2 separate regions of the Homo sapiens genome follow, and region 2 is linked to region 1. The links are chromatin contacts, found by Hi-C or POLR2A ChIA-PET in ENCODE. All regions are on one chromosome and are shown on one strand. Each heading gives the region's core, a stretch centred on a gene start or an enhancer-like site at or near the end of the contact. The rest is flanking DNA. Distances are from core to core; before and after follow the strand shown. Region 1 overlaps ASB18 (ankyrin repeat and SOCS box containing 18). Region 2 overlaps COPS8 (COP9 signalosome subunit 8).

Region 1 (2,700 bases), core at 149-2,648:
AATTAAATGTGTGCTGGGAGTCTGCCCTCGGTGCATGGAGAGCTGCTTTGGAGCTATCCAGATGTGTCTGTCTCCAGAGTTAGCATCTGTATCATCACAAAGAGGGTGGCTGAGTACTGCGGCATCCCAGTGCTCACATGCCCCTGGTCATATCAAGTAACCATTATCACATCGGAGCCCACAGGAGTTATAAATATACCACCATCGAGCCCCAACTGGATGACAATTGAGTAATGACAATAGAAATAGCTCACACTCCATAAGACCATCTTTCCCGTTCCTGAAGAACTCTTCTGAAATCGACGGCATCTCAATGGAGAGACAGCCAGGGCCAGTGAGAGGAAAACTTCAAATATTTCAAAAGACAGAGAAGGATCCTCAAGCTAGAGCAGGGTCCCCGGTGCAGGAGTACCACACTGCCCTGGTCGCAGGGGACCTCGACCATCTGAAGCCCCTCATGGACCAGTTCTTCCAGGATGCCAACGTGGTGTTTGAGATCAATAAGGATGAGATGGAATGGCAGGTGAAATCTCCAGCCACGTTTGGACTATCAGGTACCCTTGTTCTTTAAAGCTCAGTCATTTATTTTTAAGGGGCTACTAATACTCTCTGGGAGTGTAAGGCTCCCGTGTGTAGACTGGGCACAGTGGCACTGGGTTTAACGTACACAAGAAAAGGACATCTGATGAAGTTTGCTCGCAGTAAAGTGTAGGTTTTAGGTGATGGCCTATAAGAGATCCAGTTGGAAAGGCAAAGCAGCGATTGGTGGGAATGCCTATCCGATGACGCTGGGTGTGCCTCTTGTCTTTACAAAGGAGCATTGGTTTAGGTGTGGAGCTGCCCGTGCCTGCATCTGGCAGCCAGGGAGGTGGGTGCTGAAGAAGGAAAGTCTCTCCTTCAGTTGCGCCCGGAGCAGCCTCTGGCACACAGCTCTGTGTGAGGTCCTTTATGAATCTGCAAATGCCACAGCTACAGCAGGGGCACAGCCAGCATCAGTAGAGGCAGGACCCCAGGACTCTCTGTAGATCCTCCTCCTGGAATCTGGGGAATCCCAAGAATGGGGAAGGAAAAAGGAAGAAACCAGAGGTCCTGACTTCATACGTGTCTGCAGGTGCTCTTGCTGCCTGAACATGGTCACTGTGCGCTGGGCGGACAAGCAGACCTCCCAAGTGGAAAGAGGTCCCCTCCTCCCCCTGCCCACTCAAGATGTGCAGACACTTGCTGACCACCATGCTGCATCTGGGGCTTTCTCGGATGGCACCCTGCTTTGGGCACCCCACCCGCCACCAGCTCAGATGCAACATATTTACCAAGAAGTTTCACATGCGTTGGAATCTACAGCAGCTCTGCCAGACCATGGGATTTGAGAATCTGAGGTCAGTGGCCGGCGGCCAGTGTCCCATGTCCCTGACTCTTAAGCTCTGGCAGGCAAAGAATGCGGAAGGTTGGCTTCCAAAGAACTGACACAGTTCTGTTTATACCTCACACGGGGAGAAGAGAATAAACTCAAAACACTGTCAGAGGGCCGAGCAGCTCCTGCCAACCAGTGAGGCGGTGGGGGCTGCAGGAAAGGCAAATGGCAGTTCCTGTTGGGGCTGCATGTCGCAGCCGACCCCTTCTGGGCCTCCTCTCCCTCACCTATCCCAGACCAAAAATACCAACGGCAGCCCTGGACATACACACACACAAATGTCACAATTTCAAATAGATAGTCATGTTCACCCATCATTTGCACATTCTGTATCCAAAATCAGTTTCCTCCTTCCCTCCCGAATCTTCCCACCCCTAAGTTCTGCTGCTGTCCTGTGGTACACCTGGACGACAGGATACTGGAGCACGCCCACAGCAAAGGGATGTGGGCTGGTACTGAGGAAACGGCAGCCCGGACAGTGAGTAGTGGCCCAAGGCCTCCACACAGGCTGGGAAGAGAGGGAGGCAAGCTCAGGCTGCCTGGATTCCAGCCTCCTCCGGCACAGACACCTGACTGCCCTGCAGCAGATCCAGCAGCAGAAACGACCAGACCCTGTTTGAAAGCAGTGGCCCCATGTGCTCTCCCATGAAAAGACTTCCCGGTGGCCAATTCCAGCTCCCCTGGTGGGGAAGGGATTGATCTGAGTACAGGGAGCAGGTCCCCAGTGGCCACCACCTCGGTGCCCCTCCGTGATAGAATGCTGGCCCATCCAGCCCACAGTCATAGAGAGCACTGACATGGGGGAGCTGATGCTTAGAGGGACACACCACATGCAGAGAAGCCTTAATTCATGTCCCTCCTGGTGGCAGAACTGGGACCAGAGGGCGGGAGTTACAGAAAGCTGATTCCGGCTTCCTGAGCCTTAATTCACGTCCCTCCTGGTGGCAGAACTGGGACCAGAGGGCGGGAGTTACAGAAAGCTGATTCAGACTTCCTGACTGCATCGCCAAGGACCTGGAGACGGTGCTGGCCCACACTGTGGCTGAGCTAGATCCCCACCTATGGCTTCTCCCCATCAGTCCCTGAGAAGACTCAGGAATCCAGGGTGGGTTTACTGAGCGCTAGGGTAGGGTGGGGCTGGGTTGGGGATTTAGCATTTCCCAGAGAAGGCAGTAAGTAGTTTTCATCTCTCAGAAAAACAAATCGAATCAAAAAACCAAGAGCTGGCACCTGCAGGAATGTAGGTTATTGTTATCACGGGGATAACAATGTAGATAGACTACATCCAT
Region 2 (2,700 bases), core at 156-2,655, 850 kb before region 1:
ACTCCTGACCTCATCATGATCCACCCGCCTCGGCCTCCCAAAGTGCTGGGATTACAGGTGTGAGCCACTGCACCTGGCCAGGTGTATACAGTATTCTATAACAACGAGCAACAGGAAGGATTAGTCTGGGCATCAGCTGAGAAATGAAAATGCAAAGTTACATTTGGAGAGACCAGCAGGTATGAGTGGGGAGCAAGCAAGCGCCTAGGGTATGGGTCAGAAATGGCAGGGAAAATGAAAAGGGACGTGGGGATGATGCTGCCTTTATCAAATAAGGGTGAAATAAGGATTTCCAAATATGAGTAAAGAGACCAATTAAGACATATTTTTGTAACCAACTGTGTGGATACTCACACATTTGCTTGCTATAGAACTATTAATATGCTTGACTGCAGGGTGCCTGCTGGGTGTTCCACAACACCTGTTTCATATCACCTCTCAAAAAACACAGCCTGGACTCCAAAAGCATATTCTGTTCCAAGTGTTTCAGAGGAGACTGTGAACCTACAATTCACACTTCTATTTTCCATTTTCCTTATAAGTAAAAAGTAAGCCAAAATTACCTTTCACAGCCTCTTCTACAGGAAGTCCAACAAAGGCTGCAAAATCATCGGCGATGATTGAAGTATACGCTTGAGAGACCAGGGCAAAGGCGCGTCTCCTTGTTGCATCTATTGTGGGAGTGGTGGGTTGGCAGAGAGTGAACCAGGGAGCAGCATTTTCAAAGCACATTGTTAAATCACACCACTGTCCTTGTCTAGTTTTCATAAGCAAGGCCAGATGAACCCAAAGATTTCTGTGCTTATAGATACAAATACATATGCCCAGTATGTACGGGGGGTTCAAATATTGCTGGAAAAAAATACATTTCTTACACTTCCTCTTGGATGAAAAATCTCAGATAATGAAAATTACAAAGATGGAAAAAGGTTACTAAACACAAGGCTCTAACCCTAAGAAAATGCAGTATGTTTATGCAATGGGGATATAAATTTTACTTATCTTATTTCATTTACAAATGCTGGAATCAAAGGAGCAGAAAACTGATTTGCGTAATCAGCTGTCCTTTTCAAAAACGTCTCTAATACAGGACCACACCTGGGAGTTACAGAACAAATCTTGTAACTGGAGCATTCTTCCAAGTCTGCATCAAACTCTTGACTGAATTAAGGTTCAAAATCCTAAATTCCCACCTTGAAAGAATGACTCTAAGAAGGGACTGCCAAACAATACCAGCAACGAAAACTTTCCTGAAAGTGGCATTTAGGATTGTCCCCAGGCTTCCATACCCAATTAAATAAACTCAGGAGTACGGTAGAGTTGAGCACTGTGAAACCAGCTGGCCTTTCTCCCTGGGCATTGCTCATTGGTAATGCAAGAGCTCCTCCACCTGGTGGTCAACATGCTTAGGAAATATTCTGGATTTTACTTTCCATATTTAATAGGCCAGTGTACATATGTAAAACAAACACCCTAACATATTTAAAATCTTCTCTCCATTCCTGGGACATTGTCAAACTACACCAATTCCCCCAGATACCCTTTGTGCCAAACGAGTCCACTGGCTCTCAGACAAGTCTTACACCTTCTCCCCCTGGGGCTTTTGGTTTATGCTATCCCGTGGCCTGAAATGCCCTCCTGTCTGCTCTCTACCATTCCTAAGTCTGTTTATAATTCATTACGATCTCTGCCCTTCTCTAAACTCAGCAGTATTGTTTACACTTCTACTTTAACAAGCAACTTTCCACTACGGCAGACACTGTTCCACCTATCCCCTTCTTTTCAATTATATTCCAAACTTCTCGACAGGAAGGGGTATCTCTTATCCTCAAAGTCCCCCAAACACCTAGCATCTCCAGTGAAATATATGCCAAATACATGCTTGTTGATGGCATCACGAGGACCAAAATGGGGCACGACTCCAACACTTAGGCTTTGTTTTCTCAGATTCCTTAAAAACTGCCGACACTCCCATCCCTTCCCCTCATCTGAGCCCGACATCCTCTCCAGCTTTCACTCAGCCACTGTCTGCTCTTCCTTCTGTGGCTTTACACTTATTATTGTAGGTTCCTTCCTTCCTTCAACCAGCCTGTAACCTAACAGACTTTGCAATACCAAGAAACGTTTTCTATTAAGGCTGCATACATTCAATGGAAAAGAACTGAGCCAACAATGGAAAAGAGCCAACAATGGAAAGTATACTTTTTTTTTTTAGAGAAGTAAAAGTATACACCATAAAACTATATTCATTTGGTAAGTCAACTGTATTTCAAAAACATTTACTTCAGTTCAAATATTCTGGCCATATTTTCAGAGTGGGGAATAAAACAGGAATACAGTAAGAATGGAGGAGATAAAAGGGAGAGAAAAGTAAAAAGATATCACTGGAAAAGGAAAGAAAAACATGTGATGGGAGAAGTGAGTTGACAAAGCAAAAATAAAGGCTAAGTGTTCTCTGTCTCAGAAGCTGCAATATCCACTTGGCACGAATCACATCTACATTCCGACTAGTCACTCTGTGATCCTCAAGTTGTGAAATCTGTAACCTCAGGCCCTAGAATGACACGCTGGAAGGTGGAATAAATTGAGCCAGCACCTAATATCTGTGGCAGTAGTTGATGGAACACATTTTTGGTGAAAACAAATGCTAACAGAATGCAAACTCAGTTGTTCAACAAATACTCAAGTGCTGCTCATCCA

The links. A loop is a pair of places that touch in the nucleus more often than their neighbours do. ChIA-PET counts read pairs that join two places held with the same protein, here RNA polymerase II (POLR2A).
Region 2: a map of gastrocnemius medialis shows a loop between it and region 1 (4-fold over the local background). The contact joins two enhancer-like sites. A Hi-C loop is called at or near these places in 1 of 168 maps with a recorded cell type or tissue (gastrocnemius medialis). POLR2A ChIA-PET finds 5 or more read pairs at or near these places in 2 of 52 experiments (CD4-positive, alpha-beta T cell and endothelial cell of umbilical vein).

What each region holds. Positions count from the first base shown.
Region 1 is chr2:236,239,134-236,241,833 of GRCh38, reverse strand. It overlaps ASB18 (ankyrin repeat and SOCS box containing 18), which reads left to right. Exons shown (of 6, transcript NM_212556.4): 2 at 432-554. Among named protein-coding and RNA genes, the nearest start is that of ASB18, 24 kb to the left of the region's middle. RefSeq lists an enhancer at 2,697-2,700. Within about 2 kb of position 1,398, at least 6 of the 41 ENCODE cell types and tissues checked have a DNase peak (open chromatin) inside an H3K27ac peak, as active enhancers do; they include gastrocnemius medialis, where a contact is called at or near this core.
Region 2 is chr2:237,092,061-237,094,760 of GRCh38, reverse strand. COPS8 (COP9 signalosome subunit 8) reads right to left here. Exons shown (of 8, transcript NM_006710.5): 5 at 564-671. Among named protein-coding and RNA genes, the nearest start is that of COPS8, 7.5 kb to the right of the region's middle. Within about 2 kb of position 1,405, at least 10 of the 41 ENCODE cell types and tissues checked have a DNase peak (open chromatin) inside an H3K27ac peak, as active enhancers do; they include gastrocnemius medialis, where a contact is called at or near this core.